Regions from separate parts of the Homo sapiens genome. Here region 2 is linked to region 1. The links are chromatin loops, found by intact Hi-C in ENCODE. Cell type or tissue: A673. All regions are shown on one strand.

What was found. A loop is a pair of places that touch in the nucleus more often than their neighbours do. Peaks named below come from ENCODE experiments on the same cell type or tissue, not always from the same donor. Only the 100,000 strongest peaks of a DNase experiment are listed, where the experiment ranks them.
Region 2: a loop joins it to region 1, with 11 times the contacts of the local background. A loop is called at or near these places in 3 of 110 quality-filtered maps.

What each region holds. Positions count from the first base shown.
Region 1 is chr12:43,954,824-43,962,823 of GRCh38, forward strand. All of the region lies in intron 3 of TMEM117 (transmembrane protein 117), which reads left to right. Among named protein-coding and RNA genes, the nearest start is that of TMEM117, 120 kb to the left of the region's middle. In A673, a CTCF peak has its summit at 3,103 (motif pointing right); a DNase peak (open chromatin) is centred at 3,168; H3K27ac peaks cover 1,609 bases.
Region 2 is chr12:45,119,079-45,127,078 of GRCh38, forward strand. No RefSeq gene overlaps it. Among named protein-coding and RNA genes, the nearest start is that of DBX2, 72 kb to the left of the region's middle. In A673, CTCF peaks have their summits at 2,337 and 3,905 (motif pointing left); a DNase peak (open chromatin) is centred at 3,893.

The sequences.
Region 1 (8,000 bases):
AACAAAAAAAGAAAACTTCAGGCCAATATCCCTGATGAACATTCATGCAAAAATTCACAATAAAATATTGGCAGCAGACTGAATCCAGCAGCACATCAAAAAGCTTATCCACCACGATCAAGTTGGCTTCGTCCCCAGGATGCAAGGCTGGTTCAACATACGTAAATCAATAATGCAATTCACCACATAAGCAGAACTAAAGACAAAAACCACATAATTATCTCAATAGACACAGAAAAGGCTTTTGATAAAATTCAACACCGCTTCATGTTAAAAACTCAATAAACTAGGTGTTGAAGGAACATGCCTCAAAATAATAGGAGCCATTTATGACAAAAAACAGTCAATAACATATCAATAACATACCGAATGGGCAAAAACTGGAGGCATTGCACTTGAAAACTGGCACAAAACAAGGATGCCCTGTCTCACTACTCCTATTCAACATGGTGTTGGAAGTTCTGGCCAGGGCAATCAAGCAAGAGAAAGAAAGAAAGGGTATTCAGGTAAGAAGAGCGGAAGTCAATTTGTCTTTGTTTGCAGATGACATTATCCTATATGTAGAAACCCTATCATCTCAGCTCAAAAGCTTCTTAAGCTGATAAACAACTTTAGTGAAGTATCAGGATACAAAGTTAATTTGCAGAAATCACAAGCATTCCCATACATCTACTGCAGACAAGCAGAAACCCAAATCATGAATGAACTCGCATTCACAATTGCCACAAATGAATAAAATATCTTGGAATACAGCTAACAAGGGAAGTGAAGGACCTCTTTAAGGAAAACTACAGACCGGTCAAGGAAATCAGAAAGGACACAGGCAGATGGAAAAACATTCCACGGTCATGGATAGGAAGAATCAATGTCATGAAAATGGCCATACTGCCCAAAGCAATTTATAGATTTAATGCTATTCCCATTAAACTACCGTTGACATTCTTCACAGAATTAGAAAAATCTATTTTAAAATTCATATGGAACCAAAAAAGAGCTCGCATAGCTAAAGTGACAGTTGTAAGCAAGAAGAACAAAGCTGGAGGTATCATGCTATGATGCCTTTAAACTTACTACAACACCACAGTAATCAAAACAGCATGGTACTGGTACGAAAATAGGCACGTAGACCATTGGAACAGAATAGAGAACTCAGAAATAAACTCGCACATCTACAACCATCTGATCTTCAACAAACATGACAAAAACAAGCAATGGGGAAAGGATTTCCTATTTAATAAATGGTGCTGGGAGAACTTGGTAGCTATATGCAGAAAATTGAAACTGGATCTCTTCCTTACACCTTATACAAAAATTATCTCAAGATGGATTAAAGCCTTAAATGTAAAACCCAAAACTATAAAAACCCTAGAAGACAATCTAGGCAATACCATTCAGGACATAGGCATGGGCAAAGACTTTATGATGAAATTGCCGAAAGCAATTGCAACAAAAGCAAAAATTGACAAATGGCGTCTAATTAAACTAAAGAGCTTCTGCACAGTGAATGAAACTATCATCAGAGTGAACAGACAACTTATGGAATGGGAGAAAATCTTTGCAATCTATCCATCTGACTAAGGTCTAATATCCAGAATCTATAAGGAACTTAAGCAAATTTACAAGGTAAAAACACAACCCTGTTAAAAAGTGGGCAAAGGATATAAACAGACACTTCTCAAAAAAAAAAAAAAAAAAAAAGACGTACATGCAACCAACAAACACATGAAAAAGAGCTCAATGTTACTGATCATTAGAGAAACGCAAATCAAAACCACAATGAGATACCATCTCATGCCAGTCAGAATGGCAGTTATTAAAAAGTCAGGAAACAACAGATGCTGGTGAGGTTGTAGAGAAATAGAAACACTTTTACACTGTTGGTAATGTAAATTAGTTCAACCATTGTGGAAGACAGTGTGGTGATTCCTCAAAGATTTAGAACCAGAAATACCATTCGACCCAGCAATCCCATTACTGGGTATATACCCAAAGGATTTATAAATCATTCTATTATAAAGGCACATGCACACCTATGTTCATTGCAGCACTATTTACCATAGCAAAGACATGGAATCAACCCAAATACCCATCAGTGATAGAATGGATAAAGAAAATGTGGTACATACACACCATGGAATAGTATGCAGACATAAAAAAGAACGAGATCATGTCCTTTGTAGGGACATGGATGAAGATGGAAGCCATCATCCTCAGCAAACTAATGCAGGAACAGAAAACCAAACATTGCATATTCTCACTTATAAGTGGGAGTTGAACAATGAGAACACATGGACACAGGGAGGGGAACAACAGACACTGGGGCCTGTTGGGGAAGAGTGGGAGTGGGAGAGCATTAGAGAAAAGAGCTGATGCACGCTGGGCTTAATACCTAGCTGATGGGTTGATAGGTGCAGCAAACCACCATGGCATACATTTACCTATGAAACAAACCTACTCATCCTGCACATGTACCCCAGAACTTAAAAAAAGAAAAAGCTATAAAAAAGGCAAGATATTCAAAGAAAAAGGAGCTAGGCAACCAACTATATTAAAATGAGAATTCTATAGTAATCACAGTTGAACTTTTGCAGTGACTATACAATATGCTGCATTATTTATATATAGGAATGAAGGCTTGAGAAAATGAGACATCAATAGAAAACTATTTTCTTCCATAGTAATGGGATTTGACTTGATTAAAAATTATTCCAAATACATTTTCTAATTTCCTCTCTTTTCAACTATGTACCCTGAACCAGTCTATTTAGAAATTATTTATTTGGTATTAATAAAGAGAGGCATGCTCCCAAGTTCAGGTCAAAATCTTTACTGACTAGAAACTGAAAAGGTCACCCAGGGCTGGGAAGGATTTTTCAGTTTTGGGTACTTCAAACACTTTTTGAAGTTGTCTTTCTGAATAATTTCTTAGTAATGTAATTTTTATAGCATCCATAGTATAAAGCCCTAATTTAGGAAAGGCTTGCTTGGTCTTTTCAAATATTCCTGTTCCCCAAAGGATGATAATGTATAATGTACAAGGAAGGAAGTGGTGGGGGAAGCAGTGCTAGCACACCATGACGTTGATCAGAATATTCTGAAAAGAGCCACTTGATGGCAGCAAAAGGCATGTTTTCAGCACTGATTGTCTCATTAATGAATCACAGGAAAAGAAGGGTATCTTCCCCCTTCTGAATTTCTGAAACTTGGTGTTGAAATATTCTCCTGCTGTGTTGTTAATGGGCTTTTTGAGGAAATACATAGTGAACTCTTTAATAAGCACTTGTTATTTTGTGATGTGCTTGGCCCCTTTTACTTTATGTTCCAAAACAGGTTTAAGTAACAGTATGCATAGATACTTATATGCTTGCATATGCATCTATATGTTTATAGACTTATTTTCATATTATAATGATAAATACTGTGTCTAGCACTGAGGGAATTAGACATTTGACTCACTGGTAAAAATCCTTCTGTGAACTGGAATGTTTCCAAAGAGCGCATACTATTTGGGGCAGAATATGAAGAAGCTGATTTTTTTAGTGTTAATCAAAAGGAAAAGTTCCATTTTTCTTGATACAAAGCCTTTTCCAGAGAATCAATTACCAATATTAATACATCACTATGTGTTAAGTATTTCAGAGAGAGAAATTGAGAAATAAGACAAAGTGATACAGGCAATTTTGAAAATAAATGTTACTATTTATTTGAAAATAAATGTTACGTATTCAGGACCTGAACAACGTGAAGGTGAAAGTTAGGTGGTGACTGTAATGAGAATGGAATAGACTCTGTCTCTCTGTTCTGTTTCCTTTTTGATAAGCTTTAGTAAGAAGTCACGTGGAGAACTCATCTGGCTGGGTGTGGTGAGTACCCTCAGTAAGTGTGATCTGACCAGGACGACTGCACCAAAGGAGGTGGCAGGAGAGAATATCTGAAATGGAGACTTTCCTAAAGTGTAAAATGCATGGTTTCTTTTTTTGTTAGTTTGTTTGTTTGTTTTTGAGACAGAGTCTCACTCTGTCGCCCTGGCTGGAGTGCAGTGGCGGGATCTCGGCTCACTGCAAGCTCCGCCTCCCGGGTTCACGCCATTCTCCTGCCTCAGCCTCCCGAGTAGCTGGGACTGCAGGCGCCCACCACCACGCCCGGCTAATTTTTTTGTATTTTTAATAGAGACGGGGTTTCACCATGTTCGCCAGGATGGTCTTGATCTCCTGACCTCGTGATCCGCCCGCCTTGGCCTCCCAAAGTGCTGGCATTACAGGCGTGAGCCACCGCGCCCGGCCAAAATGCATGGTTTCTATGTGCTGAGGGGGCAGCAAAAGCAAGCAAGGATAAATAGGAAAAATAAATGAGGGAGAGACTGGCATAGACTTCGAAGGCTGAAAGAAATTGTTCAAGATCCAATTAAAGTCCATGCACCAAGCTGACTTAGGCCTTAGCCTCTGGAGCTCTTACATTTATCCCGATTTTTGAAAGAATCACTAATACAGTGGTTCATAAGTATGAAAAGACTCTCTGGTTTGTAGCTTCAGTTTCTGTCGTCACAGTTGTAGGCTTCAGCACATAATTTTTCTCAAGGCTGATTTATCATTTAGTGGAAAAAAATCAGGGTGAACTTTTACTTTAAGCAGTAGTTTATTTTTAATTAAATTTTTGTTAAGTTCACCATTTTCAACACCTTCAGTAATGCTTTCTGATCCCTTACACAAACTTTTTTCCTTTTCTAGTCAATATTGATTGAGTAGTAGAAGCCCAGGTGCACATTTTTACTGATAAGAACAGTGATTTTCACTTCTTATTGCTCTTCAAGTAATAAGGTGGTCAGCCTGCTTCCATTGTTTACACCGGTAGCTTCCTTCCAAGGAAGGAGTGTTTGTGTGTTTGCTTCTTTGTTTTATTTATTTTGGGAGGTGATATTTGTTTGTTTTGGGAGGTGGTATTTGTTTAATTTATTTTGGGAGGTGGTAAGAAAAAAATTAAATTTAATAAAATATAAGTGACCTAAACTGATGAAACTATTGAAGTACAAAGCTACCAACTGTAGCAAATTAAAAAAAGAGATACAATATGATTTCCAAAGGTATGTAGCTAAACACAGCATTTAGGGGTGGGTAAAGAATGGACGACTGGGAAAGGGTTCAGGAGCTAGTGTGGGAAGAGAGCCGAGTTGTATGTTTTAATGAAGCCCAGAACTCCTTGATTCAATAGCTGAAAAGCTTGATTGGCTGCTCATACAAGGCTGGATGCAAATTCTGCTGGAGTGGTGCTTTAGATAATTTGTTGGGTTCACTCTTAATTAGGCTAAACATTGACTTGCTTGTACGATTAATTCACAATAATAGCACAATTAATTACTAAGGCTGGGAGTAAGGGGCAGAGCCAGTTGCCGAGAAAGGGCTGGTGGCAAGAAAGGCTGGAAATGAATGGCTGATTCTGGTCAAGGGGGTTGACCCAGGGAGGCCCTGGAGAGGGGGGTTGAGTAAGGGGAGAGGGAGAAGGAGAGGGAAGGGGGTAAGAGGGAGGAAGAAGAAAGAGAATGAGACTAGACTTATTTAGCTAGAGGAAACAGCAGTAGGGCACAGTTTGCTGCTGTTAATACTATTGGTTTTGCATTACTTGGTTTTAATAGTACAAAGGTAAAATAGCACAGCATATCCAAATTATCACGAGTTTAGTTAGTGTTGTTTGAATTGGTGAAGTTTTAAAACATTAGTGAAAAACATAGTCAATGTTGGATCCTTGTTACTCTGTGGGAGTGCTTTATTACCTATTCAGAATGAACACTGATTTGACACACTTAAGAGGTGTTCTGTGATCGTTATTCATGGTTGTTTACTCCAGCTCTCTTATTAAATATTTTATCAGCTTGTTAGAGGGGGAAAATTCTGATTTGGCAAATAAAATACTTGAATGTTAGCCCCATCTTAACTACATAGAGCAAAAATAATGCGGAAACGTTAGACAGTTTTCTCATTTTCTAGAAATGAGTTGTTATATCATTTATAATTAATGATATTAATAGTGATATTAATATTACTATTCCTGACATCATCATCATCATTAATCTGGGGGAAATGCATGCTTCCAAGGTGAAGAGGCAAACTAAATTTTTAAGGTTGCAAAAAATCTTGGTTGTCTTTGGCTTTATTTTATGTGGGAGGCAGTGTGATATAATAGAAACAGCATGGACTTTTGTCCCAGCATTCTTTAGCCATGTGACTCTGAGTAAACTATACTTTCTGAGCCTCAGTTTCCTCAAGTGTAAAATGAGGATGTTAGTACCCATTTCAGGGTTGTTGTGACAATCAAGGAAGATAATAAATGCAAAACAATTGGTATGATGCCCACCATATAATGAACTCTTGATAAATATTAGTAGCTATTATAAAAACAGAAAACATATATTTTAGTTGAAGTACTTTAGCTCTCAATAAATATTAATTGCTGTAATTAAAAACAATAAATAATTTGGCCAATATAATGAAATGACCTAATTTATGGCAATAATATTATTACGTTATCATGCAATTGTAATAGTTATTATTAATTTCATACAAAATGCCCAAATGAATACCTGGCTCCAGTAGGTCTTTAATAAATAGGAAAGTCTTATGCCATAGTACTTAATGTGTAATCTTAAAGATACTTATAGAGTGAAATTAGCCCATGGAATATATGGCACCTGGCTTGAATGGTATTGGAATGCATCTTTATGAATGTAAAGCAGTTCCTTATTTGATTTTCCATAAATGAAAAGTAAATATTAAAATCTATAATATTTCATTAGGGTTCACAAGTTATATTAACTAAATGATTATTTGATAATTCTTTTTAAAAAGAGGAAAAATTTGATACAATTATGGATGATAGCATGGGAATTAATAACTCAGTGGCCTGTGTGTATGCACATGTTGTGTGTGTATTCGTTATCTAGAGCCCATACGATAATGAATATCTTTAGATCTATCTGAGTTCCTTCTTCCCAGTGGTGAGTATGTAGGAAATAATTACTTTCTAGTCATGGAAAATTGATGTATATTGATAGCCTGAGGTTTCAAGGCTTACCAAAAGTTATATAGTCTGATTTAATAAATTAATAAGAGATCGCCCAGCACCATCTGAGAAAGTGATATTTCTGTGGCAGGTTATCCTATTTGTTATTAACTCCATAGTTATTCTTGAGGAATTGATGAAAACAGTTAACAGAGTCCTATTAAGAAAATATTTTAATATTTAAATATTTCCCTCCTAAGGTAGCATCAGTGACAGTACAACTGTTATACATTATCCTTGCTCCTGAGTTAGGAATGTCTACAAACTCTTCTACCGTTCTGGTACCAGGTCAGGAAGGTAATACTTTTTTTCATAGTGGACTTAAGTAAGCTGCCTGTGCTTTCTTAAGAAGAGCATCACATTGGAATTGGTTAACTTTTCTCTATTTCATTTGCCTTTAGGCTACCACCAGGGTACCCTGACACTCTACTTTTTCTTTTTTTCTGGAGAAGCAAATATGCATAACATAATTAAGTTAGTGTCAGAAGATGTGGGATTATGGGACTTGAAAGAGCAAAATATTTACAATAGTAAAGTTCTTTAGAATTGGGACACTCAAAGACTGATACTGATTTAAGTAACATACTAAATTAATATCCTTATTTAATTTTAAGAACCACCACTTTATGTCATTTACAATAGAAGATCAATAAAATAAAAACAAAATATGAAGAAAGGGAAGTATTGGATTTTGATATATATTTTGTAGCCTACATAGTTTAATTCTCTCTCCCTAAAATACATATTTTAAAAGATTAGGAGGGGCCGGGCACGTGGCTCACACCTGTAAACCCAGCACTTTGGGAGGCCGAGGTGGGCGGATCACGAGGTCAGGAGATAGAGACCATCCTGGCTAACGTGAAGAAACCCTGTCTCTACTAAAAATACGAAAACAAAAAAAATTAGCCAGGCATGGCGGCGGGCGCCTGTAGTCCCAGCTAGTTGGG
Region 2 (8,000 bases), 1.2 Mb after region 1:
CATGAAAAATGATATCTCTTTACTTCTCTAATTTACATATCCCTGACTACACTGAGGTACAGCATCTTTACGTATATTTATTGGCTATTTGTATTCCTATTCCTCTTCTGAGAATTGCTAGATCAAATTGTGTACATATTTTTCTATTATATTTCTTGTCTTTTATCCATTTGCAAGAGTCACTGTTATAAGGAAAATTAACACCTTGTCACATATAGGGCAAATATTCTTTCCTAATCTATCATTTGTCTTTCAACTTTATAATGGTGTCTTTTGCCATTCAGAAATGTTATGTCATTATGTAGTCACGTCTATGCATATTTTCTAATGGTTTCTGGATTTTTCTGCCTTGCCTATGAGGGTCCCTATCCTACCCCCGAGGTCATTCATAGTCTCTTTCATTATAGTTTGATGTTTTGTAGTTATATATCTCTCTACCTAGGTCATTTATACAGCTGGAATTTCTCTTTCTATTTGCTGTAAGTTCCAAATCTATTTTTTTCCTTTCAGGTGAATATTCCATTATGTTAACACTATTTATAAGGTAATTCTTCCTTTTCCCACTAAATTGAAATGTCAGCATCATCATATATTAAGTACTTATTTTGAAGAATACCTGAATCAGTTTCTGTGCTCTCTGTTCTGTTCCACTGATTGATTTGTTCATTCTTGAGCCAATATTCATATTATTTTGATTGCAGTAGCCATATAGGGAGTTTTATTAGGTTGGTGCAAAAGTAACTGCAGGGTTTGCCATTGGCAAATTACTGTACACCAGTAATTGCAAAACCTGCAGTTACTTTTGCACCAACTTAATAAAATCTGTATGGTAAGCTCCCCTTTACTATTTGTTTTCTTTCACAGTTTTCTTGACAGTATTTCTATGCTTAGTCTTTCACATTAGCTTTATTTTGATAAGTTAAAAACAACAACAATGGTCGGCCGCAGTGACTCACACCTATAATCCCAGCACTCTGGGAGGCCGAGGTGTGTGGATCACCCGAGGTCAGGAGTTCTAGACCAAACTGGCTAACATGGTGAAACCCCGTCTCTACTAAAAATACAAAAATTAGCTGGGTGTGGTGGTGGGTGCCTGTAATCCCAGCTACTCGGGAGGCTGAGGCAGGAGAACTGCTTGAACCCAGGAGTCAGAGGTTGCAGTGAGCCAAGATTACACCATTGCACTCCAGCCTGAGTCACAAGAGCAAAACTACGTCAAAAAATAAATAAATAAAGTAAATAAATAACAGCAATGAAATTCTGATAATTGTTTTAAGTTTACATACAAATGTGGGAATATTAATGATATTCCCTATCCAGGAATAATACACATGGGCCACATGAAGTTGATATGAAAGCTGTGGTTTAGAAAGGTTATATACCTTGCCTTCCAAAGCCGCATAGCCAGCTAAAGACAGAAATTGCCTTTAGTATCCCTTTGGTGCAAATTTTACAACATTAGTAACCCTTTCATTCATATCTGAGAAGGAAGGTTGTATCACCTGAGGTCAGGAGTTTGAGACCAGCCTGGCCAACATGGTGAAACCCCGTCTGTACTAAAAATATGAAAATTAGCTGGGTGTGGTGGTGGGTACCTGTAATCCCAGCTACTCGGGAGGCTGAGGCAGGAGAATTGCTTGAACCCAGGAGGCAGAGGTTGCAGTGAGATTGTCCTCAACTAAATTACTGAGCTTGTCCTTGACTAAACTACATGGCAGCTTAGCCATTTACAGGGCAGTCAGATGCAAGCAGAATTTGACCAAGCATGGCACCAGTTAATAAGCAAATTGCCAGCTTTCATCCAAATAAATTCTTATTCTTCAAAATATCTAGATTTAATAAGAATGAGAATAAATTTCCACTTAATAAGTATCTGGTACACTCTTGGCTCAAACCTATCTTTACCTATATGAACTTCTGTCATTATAAATTAATTTCTTTGTTTAAAAGTGTATTCTTCTAAAATGTAAATATTATTATAACGATTACTACACATATTGGTGTGAATTGGCTTAATTGCTGCTCTTTTAAGAACCAGCTGGCAAAGTCCCTATTGAAATTAAAATGTTTCTCTTGGAGGGGTGGGGCATGGAGAATGGTTTTAGAAAATGGGACGCCACTTCAGAGTAGCTTAGGCTAAACAGATTGCTGAGAGATATGGGGAAGCTGGAAAGGTGGAGGGACTTGACAAGCTCAGAGGATCCCAGAGCTGGGCCATACAGGAGAGTAAGAGCCACGGAGCCGCACCAGTTATTTCACACTTTCCTTTGGGCTAAGAACTTTTTTGTTCAAAACAAAACATGAAAAAAGAACTTCTGTTCAGCCACCACTAGGTGACAAATGGAGCAAATCATCTCTACAAAATCAGGTGTCTTTCTATATTGACAGCAGTTGTATCCCTCCCATACTCAGAGGAGCCACTTAACAGGAAGTCCAGTCACCATTTGCCATCACTCCTGCTCAAAAACAATGCCCTTTTCAGAACATTTCCAAAGCTAAACCAAAGAACAGCAAGAAAATCAGTTTTAAGGGAAAAGCCTTGCCTGAAGCTGGACACGAATTGACAAGAGATGGAGCCACTAGGCAGCAAATAGGAAAACAGATAAGGAAAAAGCCAGTCAGATCAATAAGTTACCAAAGTCAGTTAATTAACCAGTCAGTACTATGGAGCACCAGCTATGTACTGATTAAATGTAGTTTTAAAAATTACTCAGTTTAACAGACTGATATTGGGTACGCATCACCTGGATGCCCAATGCTTCTGCACATCTCCATCCTTTTTTTTCTCTGGACAGAATAAAATTAGATTCTGCCCTTCTTATTAAATCAAGGTGGTGATGTTACACATAATTTTCTACTTATTCGGCTTATGTTTTATGTATATTTCTTTAAATCATTGGATCAAAGGCACATTTAAAATATTTCCTCAAATGAAATCAGGGCATGATGTAAACTGATGAGTGAATAGTTTTCTTGATAAAGAAAAGTAATGTCAAATTATTATTTCAGAATGTAGGGTAAAATATCAGTCACATATTCATTAACTTATTAAGAAGATTAGCATCTATCCTAAATTTATATGTGGGTATAGTAAATTTACTGAAACATTTTTAAATGAAAGGAATATTTTTAAATGTGATACAAAAAATGTCTATTATTTCCAAATGTAAAAGACATTTCTCAATATTCTGCAACAATATTTTAATACAGCCAGGTGTCCAAAACAATTTATAATAGACATATGCCTCCACTAAAAAATAAAAACAAAAAACCTCCTAAGAATGAAGGTTTGTGGAAGTGATGCTGGATTAGATGATACAAGTCCTGGGTTCTACACCAGGTTGTGACCTTGAGTTTGCTGTACCTTTATAACCTTTTGTTTCTTGTGCTGGGGATATTACACATAGTTGATAGAAGATGAAAATGAGATGAGGCATAGTAATAGGCCTATAGAACTGCAAAAAGCTGTCAAATGCAAAGCATTCTATATCATACAAAATTAGTGTACTTTACTGTGGTGTGTCTACAAACTTCTCTTACTGTTAACATCTTCCATTCCTTGAAAGAAAATAGGACATAATGAACTGATAAAATTAAAAAATTTTAATGCCAGTATCAAACTTTAAATTCAATAGAAAAGCTCACTAGCTGAAAGATTTTGCCTTTTTTTTGTCCTGTAAATATATCATCTCTAAATCAATTTGTTTTTGTGAATTTGTTTTTTAAAAATGAAGTTGCTTTACTGTACATACATAATCGTTTCATTATTATTCACCTAATTGATTCAAGACATTCTGTACTCAAATATCCCCTTCCTGAATGCTCAATTTGATCTGATTACTTTCAATTCAAACTCTTCCTGTCCTGGACACAGAAAGCAAGGGAAGTGCTGCCACCAACAGGAAAATGCAAGTCCCAGTATTTCCACTTACACTAAAATTCTCCATGTTCCCCACTTGGAACTCTTGTTAAATAAACTAAGGCATCGTATAGGCAGTAGCAAAGAAAAATGGAAAAGCTCCTTGGATGCATATAACTTAAATTTAAAACTAAATAAAATTACATCCTATATCAGTAAGAAAAAAAGGCATCTAGAATAATATACTCAAAGGCAAATTTTCTCGGGGCAAGGTGTTACGAACATCACTGGTAGCGACTGACCTTTATTAAATATCTAGTAAGGAGTCTCCATGAAAATATTATTCCTGTATGCAGCGCTGTTATGCCTAAAATACAAAGAACATTTTAAAGAAAATGGTAGCATGCATTCAGTACATAATTTGTTTAGTGTAATAGAGTTTCATGCCTGTACTGTTATATAAGAGCACAGATATATAAAATGCTGCACTATTGTTCTTCTATTGAAAAAATAAAGGTTTTGGCCAGGTGCGGTGGCTCATGCCTGTAATCCCAGCACTTTAGGAGGCCAAGGCGGGCGGATCACGAGGTCAGGAGATCGAGACCATCCTGGCTAACACACAGTGAAACCCCGTCTCTACTAAAAATACAAAAAATTAGCCCGGCGTGGTGGCGGGCACCTGTAGTCCCAGCTACTCGGGAGGCTGAGGCAGGAGAATGGCGTGAACCTGGGAGGCGGAGCTTGCAGTGAGCCGAGATCGTGCCACTGCACTCCAGCCTGGGCGACAGAGCGAGACTCTGTCTCCAAAAAAAAAAAGAAAGAAAGAAAGAAAAAATAAAGGTTTCATGTTTCAAGAGCATCACTCAAGATGACCAGGAAAATGCAATACTAACATTTTTTAAGTATATGATTTTTCTTAAATCTAAGAGGTTTTTATAATTACAAATTATAAGTATATATTATATAAATATTATAATTGTGTCTGAAGATTTGGACACAATTGATGGTTAGGTATATGTATACACATAGGCTTTCCCAATTCTTTTATTCAAAAGCTCTCCAGTCCTTGATCTAGAATCATCTCTGTAGGCATTAGAGGAAGCTAGAACTTGGGTTTTCTGGAGTCACAGCCTTGAGAAGAAAATTATGAGTCACCCTTAAACCCCTAGTTCATCCCATCTATTATTTTAACCACTCAATTTTTTTCATTTCAAATAGTTCTAAGTTTCAAAATACCAAATTCTTCACTCAGGTGCACCCACACATTTCCCACTGAGTTTTTGCAAGTCATACAAATAAAACTGAAGCTACATTTATACCAAATGAATATGGCGTTTGCTTATTTTATATCCAGTTAATATTTGTTTGATGTTAAATTCCTTATAATTTTTATGAGAATTATTAAAAGTCCCAGAAAATTAATTTCAGGGAGCATGTTTTTAATTCTTGACTTTCAACCTCCTATTAAGCACTTACTATATGCTAGTTCCTGTCTGAGGCACTGGGTGAACAAGATACAGTCTTCTTCACTCTAAAACTAAGAATTCATGAAGGAAAAATTTTAATCTCTAACCTATGGATGAATTTATTTGTAAGTATTTCATGAACAAGTCATACGATAAACACAAAAGAGTGTATTAGTAAGAACTGGTGAAATTTGACAACTCTGTTAATATCCCTAACATGTTGGATCTGGCTGTTAGGTACTCAAGTGTCATTACTCTATTTCAGTGTTGAGTAACATGAGTTTTTTTCTTCTATCAAGTTACAGTATTCAGACCACACTATTCTGAGTGCATGAGTCTCTAAAAATGAAGATGCCATGATTTAACAACACTTAAAAGGGCAAAGAGCACAGAAGAGCTCAAAATTCCTCTATCCTCACCTCTTCTTTCCTCACAAACTTTCAATTCACAGCACACAGCTGTAGGAAGGCTGTCACATTGGGGATGTGAATTGTAGTCCTTCAGGCACTTTGCTTCCTCAGCTGGCATTGTCACAATAGCTTCCCAACTAGAATCCATGCCTCCAGGCTCACCCACATGCCAATGCCTTCTCCGTGCATTCAACCATTCTCCTTCCTGTTAAAAACCCTTCAGCGTTGCCTTAGAACCATTAGAGTAAAATCCAAACTTCTTGGAACAGCATTTGAAGACCTTCATGATCTGGCCCTTCCTTAGCTCCAGCTGTACCAATTTCTTGCAGTTCCAAAAATCTACCATGCTCTTTGTTTTGCCTCCTGACCTTTGCACATTTTAGCCCTTCTGCTTAGATTTTTCTCTTCTCTTCTGTTCCCCTTTTCTGGCTTATATGTGCGCTTAAATGCTCTGCTTAACTGTCTTCTCCCCCAGACCTTTCCCTCATCTGCAAAGGGGTCAAGTGACTATTAAAGGGTAGGTTAGGTGCCTATCAAAAATTCTCCCATAGAAACATGTGCCCACTCTATCCTATCTTAGTGTATATAATGTTTTGTGTCCATATGTAATCATGTTTAATTATCTGTCCTTCCAATTATAAAAAGCAGGGAGTCAGTTTATTCACTTTGAATCTTTAATCCATGGCATGCGGTAGGTACTATGTTTACCGAACAATAAAAATACACTGAATAAGGTATACTGAATTAAGGAATAAATTTTCTCTCCTGAAAATGAGCCCTATAGGCTTGTCTGCTCACATCGGCACAAGCTTCTAATTACAAGCGGAATACTCATGAAGGATGGATAACTTGCCAGAGAAGATTATCTTGCTATTAATTACTCAAATAGGAATGTATATAAAAATACTGCTTAAAACATTTGCTTTTGGCTAAGCATTAAGAATTCTCTTGCTCTGGGCACACTAGTGGGCATTTGTAATCCCAGCTACTCAGAAGGTAGAGGCTTGAGCCCAGGAGTTGAAGACCAGCCTGGGCAACATAGCAAGACCCCTGTCTCAAAAAAAAGTAAGAAGAATCAACTGGCCTCTGATTTTTAATTTCCTGGTGAGCAGAGCAATACAATATATCAGAGGAGGGATGGAGAGCTGAATGCAGACTGGGGAGTCATGAGCCATGTCTGTTTGCCCCAAAGTACTGCTCATTTGAAGTTTGATTACCAAGCAGCAGTCAGTTGGTATAATCACATTTCAAGCCTTGTCAAATGCCCAGCTATTTTTCCACGATGACATTTCTGTCATCTCCCAACTGTAACACATCTCCACATGAGTATCCAGAAGTGGATTCATTACTCAATTTAAAAAAGGCGGGTCAACAGGTTGACTAAAGACTCACCCATGAATGTAGACTGAGTCATGACATATTCTCACAGCTGTCACTGATACCTGATTTTCTTCATCACCCAGGTATGTGTGCTTAGACTAGGCAGTCTTTCCCAGCACCTGCAGCCTAGGATTCCATTCTCATTTTGAATACTTCCATTTTTCTTCATTTATGTGCTGCCATTGCTTTTAATTATGACAACTTCTTGCACTTTAAAAGGAAACCAAGTTCAGCAAATGTCAAAAAATACTTGGCACTGATTAAAACAAAGATGACTGATAATAAATTCCCAGAAACCATTTCTGCTGCTGATAATGTGCTTCTTCTTCACCTGTGAGAAAAAAATCCTTTAGCTATCTAGGATTTTCATTCAAATGCTGAGAATAAAAAATAAAAAAAGATTTGAAGTGCTCAACATAACAGTACACAATATTTCATACTGGGGGTAAGGTTTACCACCAAAATAAGCAGTATAGATACCTTGATAACATCTTTTTCATTCCTATGCTTAGGCAAAATGTCTGTATAAAATAATTTTACCTTGTTGGATTAAATAGCATCTCCTGCAAAAGCAATGTATTGAGGTTTACTGCAAGATAAGTCTCACTCTTCCAGAATTTAACGTTTTTTCAACTGGCATTTCCCTTAGCTACAGGGTGATAACTGGCCTACAAAAAGTTAAAGCTTAAGGCACTGTAAGATTATATGACTTGTGAATCACCAAAGAGTAACTAAATAATGGCTAATCCTGATCTATGATTTGGATGTGTTGTGTGGTATTTAACAGCTGCAAAGATTTGAGTGTGTTGTGTAGTACTTAACAGCTGCAAAGTAGTAAAAAGGTATCGAACTGTAGTTCTCAGTCCTATCTTTGCAACTCTAGGT